Linked DNA regions of Homo sapiens: region 1 is linked to region 2. Evidence: chromatin contacts called from ENCODE Hi-C or POLR2A ChIA-PET data. All regions are on one chromosome and are shown on one strand. The core of a region is the stretch at or near the end of the contact, and the rest is flanking DNA. Distances in the headings are between cores, read along the strand shown.

Region 1 (5,720 bases), core at 401-2,900, 290 kb after region 2:
ACTGATAAATGCCCTCTGCTATCTTGGATTTTCCAAATTCTGTTTTGGGGTTTTGGAATAAACACTGGTCCAAATCCTCGCTTCATCATTTAGCAGTTAAAACCCGTTAAATAGGATAATAATACCTCCCCCTAGGAGATTTTGTGCTGGTTAATGAGATAATGATGTATAAACGGAGCACACAGCCAGGCACTTAGGAAGTGGACCACAATTGCCAGCCATTATCATTCAAGGCTCAGCAGTGACCTCCTGCGAAGAGGTTGGGGCTTCTCGGTCACTCCAGAAACCAGTCACACCTTTCTGTGAGGTCTCAAGGCTTAGTATTTAATCTCTAATTGCTTACACTTGTCGCCTTGAAGGACTGGAAGATACATCTTTAATAGTCCTCAGCAGGGCTGGATGCCTTCAATCCCGCAGCAGCTCTATATTTGCAAATGGCCTGGAGAAATCTCTCACCATTTTTCTTGTTTACAACTTTGGAACTGAGGCTGAAGTCAATCAAAATCCAGCTTTCTACAAGGGGTGCCAGGGTGTGCACCTTAACACAGTGGCCAGTCATTGGCCTGAGGCAGAGATCCGGGGAAGACAAGCCCTATACTTGACTGGAGGTAAACCCAGCTCACAACGCGCACACACACAGCCCAAACAGGAGATCCTATCAGAAACGAGTCACACCCTAGACTTTCAGGAACAATAATCCTGGAATGAGCACTGTTTTTACCCTCAGGCTATGCTTAACCCTAAGGCCAAAATCTTGGGTCTGATAAGGGTCAAATTTTCAAGCAGGACTAAGGGTGGGAAAAGGGGCTCAAACCAACCCCAAGCTGGGTCTGGTGCTGGGCCAGTAATGAGTGACCAGACCCTGGGCAGGCCTAGGAGATGTGAGAGACCCTGACAAGGGCTGGGCCAGAGCAAAGGCCAGCCTGGGCCAGCTTCCGACTCTCCCAGGCTGCTCTGCCCTCACCGGCAGTTGTCTCTTCGAAATCCAGCTTCCACTTCCCACCTGGCCCCTGCCTGCCAGGGCTGCCAGCAGTTGATACACACCCCTCCCTGGCCAGGGCAGCTGACCCTGCCTGCTCCTCTCCTGGGTGCCAGGTCTGGGCAGCTGCAGGTGACCACTTCCCCATCAGGCTGCCCTGTCATGACCACCTCCCCACACCCCAACCCCGTCGAAGCTCACTTGCCTCCTCCGGGTTTTGCTCCAGCTTCTCCTTCTCCAGCTTCACGGCACCAGGGGTGACGGTGCAGGGCTCCGGGGAGGCCCCATCGGAGTTGCTCTCCACCCCGACTCCTGCTTCGCCCTCAGGCTGAGAGGTCTCCAAGCCGCCTTGGGGCACTAGCCCCACTCCAACCTGGGGCCCACAGTACGCCATCCCCCCACAGAACTCATACGGCGGGGGGCATGGGGGAATCCCCCACACCTCAGAGCCTGGCCCAACCCCCGGCCCGATTCCTGGCCCTCCAGGAGGGCCTTGGAAGCTTAGCCAGGTCCGAGGATCAACCCAGCCCGGCTCCGGCCCCCCTGGCCCATCACCTCCACCACCTGGAGGGGGCGAGAAGGCGAAATCCGAAGCCAGGTGTCCCGCCATGGGGAAGGAAGGCGCCCCAAGCCGGGGGCCTGGTGAAATGAGGGCTTGCGAAGGGACTACTCAACCCCTCTCTCCCTCCCCAGTCCCACCCACTAGCCTTGACCTCTGGCCCCGCCCCCTGGATGGGTGGAGGAGAGGGAGGTGGGGGGAGAAACTGAGGCGAAGGATGTTTGCCTAATGGTGGTGGCAATGGTGTCTGTGGAAGGGGAAAACCGGGAGACACAACTGGCGCCCCTCCAGGACCTCAGTGCAGGTCCCCCACAGAAACTTTTTTTATTTTTATTTTTTAAGACAGGGTCTCACTTTGTTGCCCAGACTGGAGTGCAGTGGAGTACAATGATGGCTCAATGTAGCCTCGATCTACTGGGCCAAAGCAATCCTTCTGCTCCAGCCTCCTAAGTGGCTGGGACTACAGGCTTGGACCACTGTGCCCTGTTAGTTTTTTTATTTTTAGTAGAGATGGGGCCTTGCTATGTTACCCAGGCTGGTCTTGAATTCCTGTCCTCAAGAAATCCTCCCGCCTCTGCCGCCCAGTGTCATGATTAAAGGCGTGAGCCACCACACCCAACTTTCAACTCCCAACCCGCTCCCTGGCACTCTCTCAGGCTCTGCACATCCCAGCTGTCTGGAATCACTCCCACACCTCCATGTTCTTCAGGAACCCAGGTGCTTGACCCCCTCTCCACAGACCTCTGGCACTGTGCCTTCAGGGGCCAGTCACCCTCTCAGCTCCTCAAATTTATTGAATGTGTGTGTGGCGCTATCCCTCAATGCATCAACAGCCATAAGCACAATGGCCAGCTGCTCCCTTATGCCTTCCCCCGATCCATCCAGAATCCTAGGCATTCCCATCCCGATACTGGCCAAATCCAGCCACCCCGCAGCCTGGGTGCCTGGCACCATCTGCCCAGCCTGCCAAATTTCACCCCATCTTCAAGAGTAGACTGCCAGACAAGGCCTCCGTGCTATATCCCCCCACCCCCCCATCCCCCCACCCCTCCGTCTTCCAGAATCAGACTCCAGACTCTCCTCATCTAACAGACTAAGGGGTTGGTCCCTACTTCCCCTTCAAGGGACCAGACTTTGGACTGACTGGGCCTCAGTTTCCCAACCTTTGCTGAAACAGAGTGATAAGACACCCGCTTTGGGCCCCCTCCACTATGGAACCTGCACATCAGGTTCCTTGCTCCCCTCTCAACCAAAACTCAGACATCTAATACCACGGTAGGCCCCGTTCTCCCTCCCCCACCTCCCTGGCCCAGGCCTCCAGCCCTAGGCCCTGGGTGGGGAAAACCAGGGGGTGGGGGGTGTGGAGAAAAAATATCTGACTTCAGGTTCAAAGAAGCCTGGGAGGGACTGGGGGAAGGGGGCAGGACAATGGCCTTGGCTGGACAATCCCGGTCCCCAGAGGGGGCAGCTCTAACCCTAAACAAGTGCTCAACCCTTGAATGGGCCTGGATGGCTCCCCTGGGGACTGCTTCCTGCTCCCCAACCCCCCAGTCCCAATCCCCTCACACAGAATCCCCTTCAGAGACGCTAAAAGGAGCTCCAGCAACCCCCCTCTGCAATCCCCTCAAAGACTGAGCCTCAGACGGGCACCAAGGGCCCCCCACAGGGACCTAGGTATCTAGTTCCTCCTTCCTCTGGGGGACTCAGGCGTCCAGCTTCATCGTGCGTCCCTCCCCGAGCCTGGCAGATTGAGGGATGTGCTTTGTTTAGTGGGGCTGGCTGGCAGAAAGACGCAGAGGAGGTGGAGAGTGATTTGTGGAGGCGTGCAGGAAGGCTGCCCTAAGCTCCCCTTCAGGGTCTGTTTTTCTGGGCCTGGCCTGAGTATCCTGAGGCTCATGCTGCTGGTCTAGTGCTTGATTCTGTTTGCAAGAGAATAGCCAACGGAATGCCTGTCTGTGAGGGATGATGTTTGTCTGTCTGCTCCCAAAACTTGATCTCAGTGGAGGGCCTGGGGTAAGTCTGGGGGCTCCAGAGGGGGCTCTGGGCCAGGGCTCCCCACAGCTTCGAAGGCCAGAAGGCCAGGTCTGGACTGGGCACGCTGACCTCTGTCGACTTAAGTAAGGCTTCTCATTGCAGGCTCCAGGCTCAGCCCTGCCTGGGCTTGTCTGCTGGGGTCAGTGGCTCTATCTGCCTTCTAAGGGGATGGGTGTCCCGTGGCCAGCTGTCTTCATCTTGGTGGCATCCGTGAGTCTTTTGAGACTTTTCCCCCACTCTTATGTTGCCTCTGTTCGTGTGCCCATCTCCTGTCTGTGTAGACTTTTTGAGCCTAATTGTATGCGTGCATTTCAATACCTGCCACAGGTCTGCCGGAAGGTCTACAAGGCAGTGGGGTTGCAGCTGTGTTCACTTCTCGGCCTTTAACTGCCCAAAAGGCAGGTAGATTATGGGGCCTGGTGGGGGTGGGAGGAACATGCTTCGGAACAGGAGGAGGCCCCTCCCCAGCCATCTCAATCCCCAGGACAGAACCATCACGGCACCTTTGTCATGCATCTCTCTGCTGTCTGCCAAGAAGACGGCCTCTCAGAGGAGGGGGAGGGGCAGGCCTGGGATTTGGCTGGAATCTCCACACCAGTGTTTCTCAGCTTGCCATCCTCCAGGTTCCCCAAAAGCGCTCTTCCCAAGCCAGTCCAGAGAGTCCCTGCTGCCCATTTTCCTAGTGGCTCCTAAAACACCTTCCCCAATTTCCCCACTCAACACCACCCTCTTGTTTTTAGATTATAATTTGTACTGTAGGTGGTGTATTTCTGGCCTGGGCAAGAGGCCCATTCCCGAGAGGGACGCAGACAAGGGGTGGGTGCCTGGATCCCTGGCTGCCTTGTGGCTGGATATGAGCCCAGTCAGGGGTCAGCCTCCTGCATGCCTAGACTCCTAGCCGGCCCCCTTCTGGGGTGCTCAGGGCTGATGGGAGGTTGAGGCAGGCTTTCCTTCCTTCTCACTGTCCTGTTATGCCTGAAGGGTAGGTGGCTTCACTTCAGCCAAGGCCAGCTCTCCCAGGCCCCAACCAGTGCTGGGGGCCACCGTTGGGCCTGGAGGAGACTGGAAGCCAGGCTGAGTCATCAGAACTGGTCCCATGATTCCCTGGGTTTTAGAAAGTCACCATAAAAAGATACTTCACACACACCTTTATTATTACAGTGCAATGTCAAGACCCTTCACAGAGCACTGCCAGGGGACCCAGGTGAGGCCCACCTCTCCCCACCAGGTGAGGCGGCTGGCATGGCTGGGTGGGGAGAGGTGAGATGAGCAGCCTTGCTGCTCTCAGCCCAGCCTTCCCTTCCCCTCACTGGGAGATGAGGTGCTGTTTGGTTGAAAAACCAGCTGAAAAAACTCAGTTGGGACCAATAGAGACTTGCTCTCGACCCGGTCTAGGAAACCACTTATTTTGACTTCCGAGGCCTGTCAATCTGAAGGCAAAAGAAAGGGAAGAAACGGAGGGCTGAGGGTTCAGGCTTGGCCCACCTTGGGAGATGATCTCCCTTAATAGCAATTTAGACAAATTCCTTTGCTCACTGTGGACCAAGTCCCCTCTTCTCAACAAAGGACCCTCTGATCTCCCCCATGAGCCCTGCAAACTGAGGTCACCTTATCCCAAATCCAGACACTCTTACCTCAAATAGAGGAGTCAACTCTCTAGCTGTAGCCTGTAGGGAGTCAGAGGTGAGAGCAAAAGGAGTGGGTGAGCTGGGAGGATTGGTCAGGAACAAACTAGGAGGCATGGACCAGGTTCTAAGTCCTGGCTCTGACTCCCTGGCTAATGGCACCTCCCCCTCCTGTGCCTCAGTTTCCTCACCTAGTAAAGAGGATTTGGACTCAATGAACTCTAAACTTCCTTCCAACTCAGACATAAAATTGCTGCCCCGCTCTCATATGCCCTCCCATCTACCCACCCCCCTTACTTGACATGGGAATGTAGACTTCTCTGCACACCTGTGAAGAGAAATGGGGGTAGGAAAGCTGGGAGTGGTGTTCAATGAGAAGTTGGCATAGGCCTCCCTGTACCCTGCCACCTACCTCCAAGCATCCTTCCTGGGGAATCTGGCAGGTTTTCCCCTGAAGTTTGATCAAGAGATATAGGAGGAGGCCGGGAGCGGTGGCTCATGCCTATAATCCCAGCACTTTAGG
Region 2 (5,213 bases), core at 1,225-3,724:
GTCGCTTCTTACTCTCCCCAGCTGCTGACCCAGCCTGCTCCTCCAGAGGCAGCTGCAGCTCCCGGAAGGGGACTGCAGCTAGTGTATGTGTGGGGGCCCATCTGGTCCGTCCTCTCGCTCGCTGGTCGTGCTGGGCTTCCCTCCTGTGGCCAGGTGGTCTGCAGGCCTGAAGCTGCCTTCTCCCCTCTCCTACGTGCCTCTCCTCACATTTTTTCAGCTGTTTCCCATCCTCTCCTTCCTGGGCAGCAGGCTGCCACTGGCTTGAAGGGGAGGGAAGCCCAGGATGGGAGGGGATGGTAGAGGGTCATTTGGGGGTTCTCAGGGACACAGGGGGCCTCTGGGGTTCGGAGTGATGCAGGAGATGTGGAATGGGCTCTGGGGACCACGGATGGGTAATCAGGCCCTCTTGGTCTTTGGTGCTGCTCTCTGGGCCCCAGGATGGCTGGGATTTCCCTCTCAGGCCCCTGGGAATCTCGGCTCCGAGTCCCGCATTCCAGCTGGCTCCAGCTCCCTTTCCGTTGTCACTTGACTCCACTGGGCCCCAGCCTTGCATCCCTCCCACTCCTCCAGCCTAGAGCTGGGGCGAGGTGGGCATCACCACTAGGAATTTCTCCTGAGGCAGTGAGAAGAGGGGACAAAGGTTTCAGGACTCTCTAGCTCCTTCTGCTCTCCCCAGTGGACCCCTCTGTCTGGCACTGCCATGCCACTTAGCTGGGGTCAGCGTGGGCCTGGGGTGTGGAATGTCCCACCAGGGTATGACGGGCTGTAGCTTGCCTGGCAGGCCTGTTGGGGCTTTCCCAGAGCACAGCTCCTGGAAGGAGGGGCTGTGGGCTGCCAGGTGAGGTGACTTGGGAAGCCTTGGCCCCACCCCCAGGCTGGCCCCACCCCCAGTCCAGCGTCTCCTGGGCCTAGATTCCCCAGCTGCTGTTCTCTGGAGGGGTAGGTGTTCTGGGGGAATGAATCCCTGGGGGCTTGGTGGGACAGGAAGGCGGGAAGAAGCTGCTCTTCGAGTGACCCTGGGGCTGTCTGTTAGCAGGTCCCTCAGCCGTTGGAACGTCCTTGGGCTTCTGAACTAGTGCCCATGTGTGCCTCGGCCTTTCCCAAGGGCCAGCTTCTTCCTGGTAGTGCTTTTGTGTACTTGTCTGGTTGGGACTTCGTGTTTCTTTCTTGGGATTGTTGTCTGGGACTGCAAGCAGGGTATGTTTTTATCTACTGTGAGGTTCCTGGGGCGGAGATGTGCAGTGGAGCGAGAACTTCCTGTGACCGTGACATTGTCTAGGTGGTGAGCAGGTGTGGGGGTGTGGAGAGAGGTGAGGGGCTGAGGTAGTGCTGAGTGGGGAAAAAGCACCTCCCACCACAAGCTGTTCTGTCCCGCTCCATCCTCTGCCCAGTAGCTCTCTCAGTTGCTTTGCCTACTCAGTCTCACTGTTTCATCTTCCCTGGGTCTCTTGGTCCCCTTCCTTTTGACTGTGTGTGATTTTCAGTGTGCCTCCATCCTTCTCCTGCTCCTCTTCTTCCTCCTCCCGACCACTCAACTTTGTCCTGGCCTCATTTTTGGCCTCTTCTGGCCAGTGATCAGACCCTCTGGCCCACTACGGCCAGAGCTGGCTGGGCCTGAGGGAGGCTTGCCCTGAGGACTCCTGAGTCCCCCTCCCACTCCACTCCGTTGGGAGCCCAGGGGAATCAGGGCCTGGGCGTCTGGACCCCCGGGTCCCTTAGAACGCCCTTCAGAGAGAGGAACTGAGAGGAGAAGGAGAAGAGAGTGGGCCCGCCTTCAGGGTCTGGGGCCTTCCAGGTTGGGTCGTAGGGGCGGGAGCGCACAGGCTGCGAGAGAGGAGCAAAGGTTGGTGGAGGGAGAAGAGCAGTCTGGGGCCTGGCTGGACAGGTGAGCCCTGAGACCTGAGCTCTGCTCCCTTCTCTGGGCTAACTCCCGCAGCTGGGCTGGGCCGAGCCTGTGGGAACCTGCTTCTTCCTCTGTGCCCTGGGGCTGCTCCCCTTTGCCTCTCCCACCAGGAACCGATCCCAGAAGTAGGAGGGGCGTCTTCCCCTCGTGGGCCCTGAGCGGGACTGCAGCCAGCCCCCTGGGGCGCCAGCTTTGGAGGTTCTCGTTTGGGGAAGCGGGGGTGGGCTGCGAGTGGGTGGAGGGGGCTGGGCGCGGAGCCGGCCGGAGGCAGCGGCGCGGGCGGCTGGGCGGCCTGGGAGCGCCCAGGCGGGCTTGGCGGGCGGGTTACCTGGGGGAGGCCGGGCCGGGCGCTAGCGCGCGGGGTGGGCGTGGCGGGCGCGGGGCCTGGAGCTCGGCGCCGGGCGTGGGAGCCACTGGGACTACTGGGTCCGGGAGGGGGAAGGGAGGGCTGCGAGCCCGAACGCGCGGCGAGAAGGCCGAGGGGAGGGAGGGGAGCGAGGAGCGGGAGGAGGAAGGGAGGGAGCCGAGGCGAGGGGGAGGCGGCGCCTGGGCCCGAGCCGCCCCAGCCCTGGCTCCTCTCCCCGGAACAGGCCCCCGACAGCTGCTCTCGGGAGCCGCCTCCCGACACCCGAGCCCCGCCGGCGCCTCCCGCTCCCGGCTCCCGGCTCCTGGCTCCCTCCGCCTCCCCCGCCCCTCGCCCCGCCGCCGAAGAGGCCCCGCTCCCGGGTCGGACGCCTGGGTCTGCCGGGAAGAGCGATGAGAGGTAGGGAGAGCGGCGGCGGAACCCGCGGGCGGAGGCCTGGGGCTCTTGGGGTGGGGGCGCGCGGCGGCGCCTGCAGGGCGAGGGGCGGGGGAGGCAGGACGTCCCGAGCCATGCTTGGTCGTCCAGCTCTTCTAAGCCTCCCTGCCCGCCTCCCCGATGCTCTGGCATACCGTCTGAAAACCGGGGGCGGGGACTGGGTGGAGGTGAAGCCCGTGACCTCCCAGAAAGAGTTTTGAGCCTCCAGCCTTGAGGCAAGTCCCCTCTCACTCAGTGCGGAGGAACTGAGCCCCGGGAGGAGGTGCTCCTGTGCAGCCCCACTGAGTCAGCTCATCTATCGCCTGCCCTCCACCTGGCCAGTCCCTGCGGGCATCTAACTGCTAAGCCTCCGCTCAGCCAACACCCAGTTGGTCAGTCTGGTCACAGTCCAGCAAAAAGAGGGACTGCCACTCTAACCCACCAGTGACACCACTCTTCCCGGCTGGATGGTCAATTAGCTCTGGCATGAGAGAATGTCACTGCCGGTGAGCGCCAGCTTCAGGGTCCCACCCCCCCATGCCTGGCTCTTGGCTGAACATTTCTTCCCAGCGCTTCCAGCAGCCAGAGGCAGGCGCCCAAGCTCGCTGGCTGTTGCTGAGGGCCTGTAGGTGTGTCCAGGACTGAGTGGTGTGGTGGAGACAGGTGAAAGGGGAGTGAGTGGAAAGGCAGGGAAAGGCTGTTGTCCTTATTGCCACTCTTCCCACCCAGCGCCCACCTGTTCCCTGCCCCCTCGACGTCCCTCTGGCTTGGTCACCCATGTGTGTTAGAGGCTGGGCCCCAGTTCTCTGGGGATCCTGTGCCCAAGGGCCCGGGTGTGTGTGTCTCATGCTGTCTTTTGGTCACAGGAGCATGTGGTGTCTGTCATTTCATGTTCACAGGTGTCTGAAGGTGGCTATTCACTGAGCGATGGGGTTGGACTTGAAGGAATGCCAAGGTGTGGACGGGTTGATGTATGCATGAGCTTCTGTGTTTGCTCTGTCTCAGAAACTCTGTGAGGGTTGTCAGGGACACTGAGAGGTGGGTGTGTGCATGCCACATTTAGCCTCGCTGTTTACAGCCAGTTCAGTAAGTTTGTGTGTTTCACCGTGTGTGTGTGTACAGAGCTGTGTGGGTGTTGTCTGAGTGGGACTTGGGGGTTGGGAGAGGAGCGTGAAGGGCTTGAGGCAGGGTGGCCTGGCCCCTGGTTTGTCTTTGGTTGTAATGGAGTGGAAGGGGGTGGGATTGGGGAAGGTCTTCTGGGCTTGTCCTCTCTTGCCCTCTGGGTCTCTGACTGTGGACTGAAGACCCAGTGGAGAGAGATGAGGTGACTGGGGGTGTTGGAGAACAGACAGCCCAGACGTCTCTGTGCTTCTCCGTGTTCCTCTGCTTGGCTCTGTGCCCCGTGTTTCTGAGCCTGCTCTATTTACCTCTTGCATTGTGGCTCTCGCTCTGTCTCCGCCTGCCTCGTATCCTCTGCCTGCCTTTGTATCTCTGCCCCGGGCTCCTCTCGGCTCTGTGTGGCTCTGATGACTCATCTGGGATAGGCATGAAGGTTACTTAGGGGAACAAGAGCCCCGCTGTTCCCGAGAGAGGTGGGGTTGGAGAGCGGCACCCAGGAATTCCAAGCCAGTCTCCTGGGACTCTGGCAGCCTGCTCCCCGGCGCTGGACCCTAAGGGACCAGGCGTGATGCCTTCTGGTTCTAGCCTCTGAGTGCCCCCCACAACTCAGTCGTCCCCCTCAGCTGCTGCTTCAGAGCTCTGGGGTCTCAGCTGCCTCTTACATTCCTGCCCTAGTGCATTGTGGGAGCAGCTGGAGGAGGACAAAGGGATGGGGGAGTATCCCCCACTCCTCCTACCTCCTGGGGTGACCTGCCTTCCTTGTCTTTAGACCCGCCCTCGTCTCCAAGGCAACTCAGCCTTTCCTCAGTCCCTCAGAGGCAGCCACCTTCTGGAAGTGGGAACTGGGGGGACTGGATGTCTGGGTCTCAGGAAGGCAGAGCAGGGATAACTGGGCCCAAGATGCCCTGAACCTGATAAGAGGTGGCAGTCGAGTCCCTCAGGACTCCAGGGCCTGGAGACTTCAGTACAGGGCTCTGAGACCAGTACAGGTTAGGATAGCTTTTCCTGCAGCAGGGGAGGGGAGAGTAGTTACTTGGGTTTGTAAGGAGATGCCATTTAGAATAGTTTTATGTGGGGTAAGCTTCCTGGGCCTGAGGAACAGAGTAGGGATTTTCAAACTTTAATGGGCACAGGTCACCTGGGAATTGTGTTAAAAGGCAGATTTTGATTGAGCAGGTCAAGGGTGAGCCTGAGATTCTGATTTCTTCCATGCTTCCAGGTATTGCTGATGGTCCAGGGACCACCCTGGGCCTAGAGGGCTATAGGGGACAGTAAGACTAGAAGGTGCTGGGGTCCCCTCTGCCCTTCTCTTAGAATTCTGGACTCCTATGTGGGAGGGCAGCAGGGTGAGCTGGTCCAGGCTTATCTGATGTTTAATTCTATCATATCCTCAACAAGGAATTGCCCAACCTT

What was found. Hi-C counts contacts between places; a loop is a spot of excess contacts on that map. ChIA-PET counts read pairs that join two places held with the same protein, here RNA polymerase II (POLR2A). Pooled maps may share reads with other maps.
Region 1: POLR2A ChIA-PET joins it to region 2 with 11 read pairs in WTC11. The contact joins the promoter of POU5F1 here to the promoter of DDR1 in region 2. A Hi-C loop is called at or near these places in 1 of 50 pooled maps. POLR2A ChIA-PET finds 5 or more read pairs at or near these places in 4 of 52 experiments (K562 and WTC11).

Annotation. Positions count from the first base shown.
Region 1 is chr6:31,169,032-31,174,751 of GRCh38, forward strand. It overlaps POU5F1 (POU class 5 homeobox 1), which reads right to left and starts at 1,651. Exons shown (of 5, transcript NM_002701.6): 1 at 1,185-1,651. The coding sequence starts at 1,589. It overlaps PSORS1C3 (psoriasis susceptibility 1 candidate 3), which reads right to left. Exons shown (of 3, transcript NR_152839.1): 3 at 4,704-5,002. RefSeq lists enhancers at 1-440, 441-1,298, 1,299-2,156, 2,157-3,014, 2,902-3,100 and 3 more and promoters at 1,589-4,192, 1,589-1,970.
Region 2 is chr6:30,882,045-30,887,257 of GRCh38, forward strand. DDR1 (discoidin domain receptor tyrosine kinase 1) reads left to right here and starts at 2,475. Exons shown (of 18, transcript NM_001297654.2): 1 at 2,475-2,666. RefSeq lists enhancers at 2,010-2,783, 2,853-3,360, 4,376-4,882.